Linked DNA regions of Homo sapiens: regions 2 and 3 are each linked to region 1. The links are chromatin contacts, found by Hi-C or POLR2A ChIA-PET in ENCODE. All regions are on one chromosome and are shown on one strand. The core of a region is the stretch at or near the end of the contact, and the rest is flanking DNA. Distances in the headings are between cores, read along the strand shown. Region 1 holds the start of ABRAXAS1 (abraxas 1, BRCA1 A complex subunit). Region 2 holds the start of HPSE (heparanase). Region 3 has its middle 24 kb from the start of COQ2.

Region 1 (2,915 bases), core at 373-2,872:
CCCTACGACAATTGTCTTCCACCCCTTCATTGAAATTTCATTATCTACTGACTGTGGAAAGAAGACTGAAAGTCAAACATCAAATCTAGAGCCCAGAGGAACTTTGTACTAAGTTATTGACTGCTGTTTGGGCTCATCCAACTTCCACAAAGAATTCTTTGCAAGCAATCCCTCAAGCTCATCCAAAGAATCAATTGTGATCCTCAAAATTACTTACATTCCTCCATCTCCCTCTCCCTTATGAAAAAGTGTACATAAGCATCTGAACCTCATTGGATTATTGGGTAATCACTCTACTGTGATTTTCTCCAGGGCACATTAATAAATTTGTATGCCAGTCGGGAGCGCCTGTAATCCCAGCACTTTGGGAGGCCGAAGGGGGCAGATCACCCGAGGTCAGGAGTTCGAAACCAGCCTGGCCAACATGGTGAAACCTTGTCTCTAATAAAAATACAAAAAAAATAAATAAATAAGCCGGGCTTGGTGGCACGTGCCTGTAATCCCAGCTACTCAGGAGGCTGAGGCAGAAGAATCGCTTGAACCCGGGAAGTGGAGGCTGCAGTGAGCTGAGATGGTGCCACTGCACTCTGGCCTGGGTGACCAAGCGAGACTCAGTCTCAAAAAAATAAAAAATAAAATAAATTCGTATCCCTTTTCCTTCTGTTCATCTTTTCTTTTGTTAGTTCACTCCAGTGAACCTTCAGAGGGCAGAGCTTTCCCTTCACCCCTACAAAATGAAGGCAAGAAACTTAATTCTAGGGAATAAATATATAATCATTAATTATATACATATGTATTGTGTGTTACGCAGCCACAGACAACTGCTTGACAACAAAACCCACAAATGTGCCACACTAATTCAGTAGTCTGCTATTATGCTTACTTTCAGTCATTTAAGAAACATACCTTTACGTGTGTGTGTGTGTGTGTGTGTGTGTAAAATACATTTGCCAAGCCCTGGTCCACTCACCTTACCATTTACATTAAATGAACCAGCTTACTATGATTATGCCTATCATTAAACTGTCAGAACATTAAATATCCATGTATTGTTTAAATTAGGCTGAAGTTTTCTAAAAGCAAGGGAACACACACATGCACACACACAAACACACAGACACAGAACATGGCTAGAGAGTTCTAGCAAAGACAATCCCCAAATGGTTATTAGTATTCTGTAAGTTTCAGTGAGTGAAGGGTGCTAAAATGCAGCTTGAAAACCAAAACCGTGGCATATCCACTGTGGCATCGTAATGTTGCTACTCAACTCTTTTATTCTTGTAATCATTGCTTGTCTTAAAATGACCCTGTCAACCGTGTTCATTTTGATAGCTTTGCATGTTTGTGACAGGTCGCTCAGCAGGCGCAGGCCACCAAAAGCAATTCGCAGCCCTCTGCAGTGGTACCGACATGCAGCGGCCTTCCGGGAGAGGCCGGCAGCAGAAGCGAAGGAGGAGCCGAGCGCGCGGCTGGGGACCCGCCCGCGCCCGCCCTCAGCCCCCTCGCCCCGCCCCTCTGCGGAGCGCGCAGCAGCCCGTGCGCCGGCGCAGGCCCCGCCTCCTCGCTGGGCCCCGCCTCGCTGCCACCACAGGGTCTTGCCTCCGCGCGCCCCGCCCTCGTCCTCTTGTGTAGCCTGAGGCGGCGGTAGCATGGAGGGGGAGAGTACGTCGGCGGTGCTCTCGGGCTTTGTGCTCGGCGCACTCGCTTTCCAGCACCTCAACACGGACTCGGACACGGTGAGCCGAGGGACGGGGCGGGGTCCGGCGTCGCCTGGGAAGAGCCCTGCGCGCGGCCTGCCTCCCCGCTGTTGCTCCGGTCCCCGCCCGCTCCCCCGACGCCGCCGCGCCTCCTCCCTGCGGTCGCGGCTCTGCCTTCTCTCCCCCTCAGCGGTCCCTGAGGTGCCTCGTGCCCACGAAGTCTTCTCCAGCATTAGCCCTCCCTCTGCTATCCTCCGTTATTTCCCTTTTCCGACCCAAGTGTCCCACACGCTCCCATCTTTCCTCGGCGCCCCTGTAGCTGTGGAAACTTGGGCGTGAAAAGATGGAAAGTTCACGGAGCGTCTTTCCGCTGCTCTGCGGAGCCTGCGGTAAACTTTCCGTTTCTCGCGACGCCCGACAGGCGTTTGCAAAACCAGGCGGACTTTTTCATGCAGAGCAGCGTCTGTGCGTGTTTGTTGCGATGGTAGGATGGTAAGGGAATAAAAATAGATGTTGCGTCCAGTGGCAAATCTTAGTGGATGGAACAGCTTAATCTGGTATATCAGATATCTTTTTATTTGCGTTATTAAATTTGTTAAAACAGTTTTTAAAAGTACGTTGCCTATTTTCTAAAAGTTCTATGAAATTAAAGAAACGCTGTAAAACGTTGAGCTCGGAAGTAGTTAATGTCCTGTAGCACTTTCAGTAACTTGCAGAAAGAAAGTCTAAGCATCTGAAATACACTTCCCTGCTGTGTGGTACAGTTCGGAGAATACCCTGCTGAACAATGCCTAGTAATTTCTGCTAAGTTCATTTTAAGATATAACGTCTATTTTACTCAAAATTGCCTTAATATAGGTCGGGCGCGGTGGCTCACGCCTGTAATTCCAGCCCTTTGGGAAGCCGAGGCGGGTGAATCACCTGAGCCCACGAGTTCGAGACCATCGGGGACAACGTAGTGAGACCCGGTCTCTACAAAATCTAAACATTACAAAATTGCTCTTTGGCACAATCCTAATAAAGGTTGGAATTGGTATGTTTTATGTATACAATTTCAGATAACCTTACAAAGTAATACCTAATAAAGAACAAATATATGACCATTTAAAATATATGTGTAGCTGTGGAAATTATTTTGGAATACCTGTAGTGTAGATAGAGTGGGACCGTAAATCCTCGGTAGCTTAAACGATTAGCCCTTGGGAAGTACCTGAGTGC
Region 2 (2,918 bases), core at 64-2,563, 150 kb after region 1:
GATCACATGCCTGAGCTATGGCTAGCATAGCGTGTGAGACAAACTTAATCTCTGTTTTGGTGGAGCATATAATCTAGTAGATGAAGCCAATGTTGAGCAACATCACAATACTAACAAATTGAGGATGCTACGAGAGTGTCTAACAAATTGAGGATGCTACGAGAGTGTCTAACAAATTGAGGATGCTATGAGAGTGTGTCATGGAGAGCTGCCTGGAGATTGAGAGAAAGCTTCCTTGAGGGAAGTTACATTTCAGCTGAAACACACTGCCATCTGCTCGAGGTTTTGTAACTGCATTCACATCCCGATTCTGACACTTCACATCCCGATTCTGACACTTCACCCAGTTACTGTCTCAGAGCTTGGGTCCGCATGTGTAAAACAAGGACAGTATGCACTTGGCAGGGTTGTGAGAAGGGAAGAGAACACAAGTAAAGCACCTGTATCAGGCATACAGTAGGCACTAAGCGTGCGATGCTTGCTATGATTATACATCAGTGTAAGCATCAAGGAAAAGCTGAAGAAAAGTCTGACCAACAGCGAAAGATAAATGCGCAGAGGAGAAATTTGGCAAAGGCTCCAAATTCAGGGGCAGTCCGTACTCTACACTTTGTATGGGGGCTTCAGGTCCTGAGTTCCAGACATTGGAGCAACTAACCCTTTAAGATTGCTAAATATTGTCTTAATGAGAAGTTGATAAAGAATTTTGGGTGGTTGATCTCTTTCCAGCTGCAGTTTAGCGTATGCTGAGGCCAGATTTTTTCAAGCAAAAGTAAAATACCTGAGAAACTGCCTGGCCAGAGGACAATCAGATTTTGGCTGGCTCAAGTGACAAGCAAGTGTTTATAAGCTAGATGGGAGAGGAAGGGATGAATACTCCATTGGAGGTTTTACTCGAGGGTCAGAGGGATACCCGGCGCCATCAGAATGGGATCTGGGAGTCGGAAACGCTGGGTTCCCACGAGAGCGCGCAGAACACGTGCGTCAGGAAGCCTGGTCCGGGATGCCCAGCGCTGCTCCCCGGGCGCTCCTCCCCGGGCGCTCCTCCCCAGGCCTCCCGGGCGCTTGGATCCCGGCCATCTCCGCACCCTTCAAGTGGGTGTGGGTGATTTCGTAAGTGAACGTGACCGCCACCGAGGGGAAAGCGAGCAAGGAAGTAGGAGAGAGCCGGGCAGGCGGGGCGGGGTTGGATTGGGAGCAGTGGGAGGGATGCAGAAGAGGAGTGGGAGGGATGGAGGGCGCAGTGGGAGGGGTGAGGAGGCGTAACGGGGCGGAGGAAAGGAGAAAAGGGCGCTGGGGCTCGGCGGGAGGAAGTGCTAGAGCTCTCGACTCTCCGCTGCGCGGCAGCTGGCGGGGGGAGCAGCCAGGTGAGCCCAAGATGCTGCTGCGCTCGAAGCCTGCGCTGCCGCCGCCGCTGATGCTGCTGCTCCTGGGGCCGCTGGGTCCCCTCTCCCCTGGCGCCCTGCCCCGACCTGCGCAAGCACAGGACGTCGTGGACCTGGACTTCTTCACCCAGGAGCCGCTGCACCTGGTGAGCCCCTCGTTCCTGTCCGTCACCATTGACGCCAACCTGGCCACGGACCCGCGGTTCCTCATCCTCCTGGGGTAAGCGCCAGCCTCCTGGTCCTGTCCCCTTTCCTGTCCTCCTGACACCTATGTCTGCCCCGCCAGCCGCTCTCCTTCTTTTGCGCGGAAACAACTTCACACCGGAACCTCCCCGCCTGTCTCTCCCCACCCCACTTCCCGCCTCTCATTCTCCCTCTCCCTCCCTTACTCTCAGACCCCAAACTGCTTTTTGGGGGGTATCATTTAAAAAATAGATTTAGGGGTTACAAGTGCAGTTCTGTTCCATGGGTATATTGCATTGTGGTGGCATCTGGGCTCTTAGTGTAACTGTCACCCGAATGTTGTACATTGTATCTAATAGGTAATTTCTCATCCCTCATCCCTCTCCCACCCTCCCACCTTTTGGAGTCTCCAGTGTCTACTATTCCACTAAGTCCATGTGTACACATTGTTTAGCGCCCACTCTAAATGAGCCTTTTTGTTTCATTCATTCTGTAAGTGTTGAATAGGCACCACCTAAGGTCAGGTATAAGTGGAAATTTGAAAAAGAAACTGCCCACTTGCCCCAGTACTTCCCTAGCCAAGAGGAGGGAAACCAGGCAGGTGCACCTGAAGGCCTGTGAGTGCTTGATTTGCTGTGCAGTGTAGGACAAGTAAGATTGTGCATAGCCTTCTGTATTTAAGACTGTGTTAGGAAGATTTCTCTTTCTTTTCTTTTCTTTTTCTTTTTTCTTTTCTTTTTTTTTTTTTAGGCAGATGAAAAGGGCGTCACAGAACAGGAATAAAAATCTAAATATTCAATAAATGAGACCTAGGAGACTACTGCAGTGACTTACAAAGTCCTAATAAAAAGATGTCTCTCCAAAATGGGGCTGCAAAATGTGGTGCTGCCTTATCAGCTCTAAGTTTTTTCCTTACCTGAGAAAGAAGGAACCTGATGCAGGTTCAGGGCTCCTGCCCCATGAATGCAGGCTGACTCCAAGATGGGGAGCTACAGGGACAATCCCAGGTCTTCTAGGCCTCTTATTTAGGCCCTGGGAGCCTCCAGAGATGGCCACATCTTGACCAGCCCAGATAGAGGGAAAGATCACCATTATCTCACCTCTGTGTCAAATACCTAGATGCTGTCCTCCCTGAGCCCACACTATAGTTGCCAGCGCTAATTTAATGGGTAGTGTACTGGTTAAGAGATGGACAGACCATCCTGGCTTGACTCTCAGCTCTGGCAAAGATGAGTGACTTGGTTTTTCCATATCTCTTGGCCACACCAACCTTGATTTCTTCAGCTGTAGAATGGAATTTCTCAAGCTTGCCTCAAGGATTATTGCCCGAGGATTTGATGATATGGTAAG
Region 3 (2,999 bases), core at 263-2,762, 220 kb after region 1:
CTAGATCAGGAGTGTCAGTCCCTAGGAGAGTTGAAATGAGCATTGCCAGGAGTTTGTGATAGTTGAAATGACCAGCATTGCCGTGGGAATTTATTCAGTGAGGAGGGCCCTTGCCCTACTCTTCTGCTTCAAAGTCACTGTGAGTTTTTCAATAGAAATCATGTGAAAGAACTTTTTAAACTGTGGACAATTATCTACCACAATTTCATGATGGGGGTGGAGATAGGATGGGAGCTACAGGGTCTAAAAAGTAAATGAATACAACTATTCCAGCTCTAACTGACCTGTCCTCTGAATTCCCAGAGCACTTGGTGGGTGCCAGTGGAGCAGGAGCTGTGAATGCCAGTCACAGCCACAGCTTGCCAGGGTTGGAATCTGCTTTAACACCTATCAGTTGGGTGATCTTGGGCAAGTTCCCTGACCTCTCTGTGGCTCACTCGGGGATAATCATAATACCTTTCTCATGCATTTCAAAATTTTCTGTCTTCCCCTGCGAATGGAGATTTCATGGTAAGTGGGACCTTGTTTGTCTTATTCATTGAAATATCCCCAATATACCATATCACAAGGGCTGCCTCTCCCTCTTCCCGGATTTCTTTGCTAAATTGTTTAATGCCTCTACCTGATTTTTATAATCTGGCCTCACCCTAATGTTTCCTCCAACTGAAAGTACACCCTCCACCCTCTGGGTGCCAGTGGAGCAGGAACTAAGAACGCTATCATGACGACAGCTTGCCAGGGTTGGAATCTGCTGTAACACCTGCCTACCAGTTGGTTGCTCTTGGGAAAGTTCCCTGACCTCTCGGTGGCTCAAATACTCAAATAGGTATAATCCTAATACCTTTCTCATGGATTTAAAAATTCTCTGTCTTCCCTTGCGAGAATGGAGATTTCATGATCAGTGGGACCTTGTTTGTCTTATTCATTGAAATGTCCCCAGTATACCACACTGTAAGCACTCAGTAAACATTTGTAATTTTTGTACATCGGGTGAACTAACATTAGAGTTACTTGTCAGACCTGGTGTTAGGTGCAACCATTAGAAATTATTAATGCTGGCCAGTCACGGTGGCTCACACCTGTAATCCTAGCACTTTGGGAGGCCGAGGCGGGCGGATCACGAGGTCAGGAGATCGAGACCATCCTGGCTAACACTGCGAAACCCCGTCTCTACTAAAAATACAAAAAAATAGCCAGGCATGGTGGCGGGCGCCTGTAGTCCCAGCTACTTGGGAGTCTGAGGCAGGAGAATGGCGTGAACCTGGGAGGTGGAGCTTGCAGTGAGCTGAGATCGCGCCACTGAACTCCAGCCTGGGTGACAGACCAAGACGCTGTCTCAAAAAAAAAAAAAGAAAAAGAAATTATTAATGCTGTTCAACAACATAAAAAGTTGACTATGTGAGGTAACGTTACAAAAACATTTTCATGTACATATCATCAAAACTATATAAGAATATAAGTAATGCTGCTGTCTGCCCACCAGGTGGCCTTGCTCTGTAGGAGCAGTCACAACTCTTAACAACACTGGAGCGTAACACTGCCTTTTCGATAAAGCTGTTTTATTCTATCTCTGGCTTGCCCTTTGCCCTTCTTTCCTGGGCAAAGCCAAGAACCCTCGTGGACTAAGCTCCACTTTGGGGCTCATTTGCCCTGTATCAATGGTAACACCTATTTCTTAGGGTTAATGTATAATTTAGAGACTATGCAACACATTTAATATAGGTGCTGGCATACAGTAACTAATTTTTAACTTTAGAAATTAATCAGGCCAGGAATGGTGGCTCATGCCTGTAATCCCAGCACTTTGGGAGGCCAAGGCAGGTGGATCACTTGAGGTCAGGAGTTCGAGACCAGCCTGGCCAACATGGTGAAACCCCATCTCTACTAAAAATACAAAAAAAATTAGCCAGGCTTGGTAGCACACACCTATAATCAATCCCAGCTACTCAGGAGGGTGAGGGAGGCATGAGAATTGCTTGAACCTGGGAGGCAGAGGTTATACTATACTTCTTTTGTAAAATCTACTTTTTTCACTTAATATTTTCCCATGTCATTAATGCTTCTTTCAATATATTGATGTTTTTTGGCTGCATGGGTTTTTATCATATGTATGTACTGCAATTTAATTAATCCTATCATGGATTTTAATATTTACATTTTTTCCTTCTCACAAGCAGTACGGCCATGAATAGATTTGTATCATTGGGCATATCTGTGAATATTTCTGTAGGAAAAATCCTAGAAGCAGAATGTCTTTGTATGTGCATGTACATTTCCAGGGATTGGAGGGTAGGTATGGAGGGTGGAGTATGGTGGTAGGCACATTTTAAAGGATTTGGATTCATTTTCTCAAATTACCCTACAGAAAGCTACACATTGCTAATAGCAGTGCATGAGAGCCTCTTTCTCAGACCTTGGCCAATATGAAAGGATACTATTTTTAAAACTTTGACACATAGGCAAGAACAATATGTGGTTTCACTCACAACTCTGTGATTACTAAAGTAGTTGATCTTTTTCAAAGTGTTTATAGAGCATTTTTATTTCTTCTGTGTGAGTTGCCTTCATGTCTTTGCCCATTTGGTTATTGTTGTTGTTGATGTACGCTGCCTCATTCATTGATTATATCCCCAAGATCTGATATCTGACAGACTTGTGCTCTCATTTTACAAGATTATCGTGTTATTAATTGTGATGGGATTTTGGATTTCATGCTTTATACTGAACTATCTCTTCCATGGAGAAGGTAACATTTAACATTTTTATAGTTGTTCCAATTAATATGTATTATTCAGACAGTCCAAACATTTGTTGAACATCTGTGTGCAGGCACAGGCTAGTTGCTGCAAACACAGAGATTAATTAGAGTTTCTATCTTCAAAAAGCTCAGAATCAGTAGCTGGGATTACAGGCACGTGCCACCATGCCTGGCTAATTTTTGTATTTTTAGTAGAGACGGGGTTTCACCATGTTGGCCAGTCTGGTCTCCACCTCCTGAC

Evidence for each region. Hi-C counts contacts between places; a loop is a spot of excess contacts on that map. ChIA-PET counts read pairs that join two places held with the same protein, here RNA polymerase II (POLR2A). Pooled maps may share reads with other maps.
Region 2: a pooled map shows a loop between it and region 1 (4-fold over the local background). The contact joins the promoter of HPSE here to the promoter of ABRAXAS1 in region 1. A Hi-C loop is called at or near these places in 7 of 50 pooled maps. POLR2A ChIA-PET finds 5 or more read pairs at or near these places in 2 of 52 experiments (WTC11 and activated naive CD4-positive, alpha-beta T cell).
Region 3: a loop to region 1 is called in a pooled map, with 2.6 times the contacts of the local background. The contact joins the enhancer-like site here to the promoter of ABRAXAS1 in region 1. A Hi-C loop is called at or near these places in 1 of 50 pooled maps. POLR2A ChIA-PET finds 5 or more read pairs at or near these places in 2 of 52 experiments (GM10248 and OCI-LY7).

Annotation. Positions count from the first base shown.
Region 1 is chr4:83,483,807-83,486,721 of GRCh38, reverse strand. It overlaps ABRAXAS1 (abraxas 1, BRCA1 A complex subunit), which reads left to right and starts at 1,622. Exons shown (of 9, transcript NM_139076.3): 1 at 1,622-1,736. The coding sequence starts at 1,650. RefSeq lists a silencer at 1,407-1,896.
Region 2 is chr4:83,333,243-83,336,160 of GRCh38, reverse strand. HPSE (heparanase) reads left to right here and starts at 1,313. Exons shown (of 12, transcript NM_001098540.3): 1 at 1,313-1,605. The coding sequence starts at 1,379.
Region 3 is chr4:83,259,229-83,262,227 of GRCh38, reverse strand. No RefSeq gene overlaps it. Among named protein-coding and RNA genes, the nearest start is that of COQ2, 24 kb to the left of the region's middle. Within about 2 kb of position 1,512, at least 7 of the 41 ENCODE cell types and tissues checked have a DNase peak (open chromatin) inside an H3K27ac peak, as active enhancers do.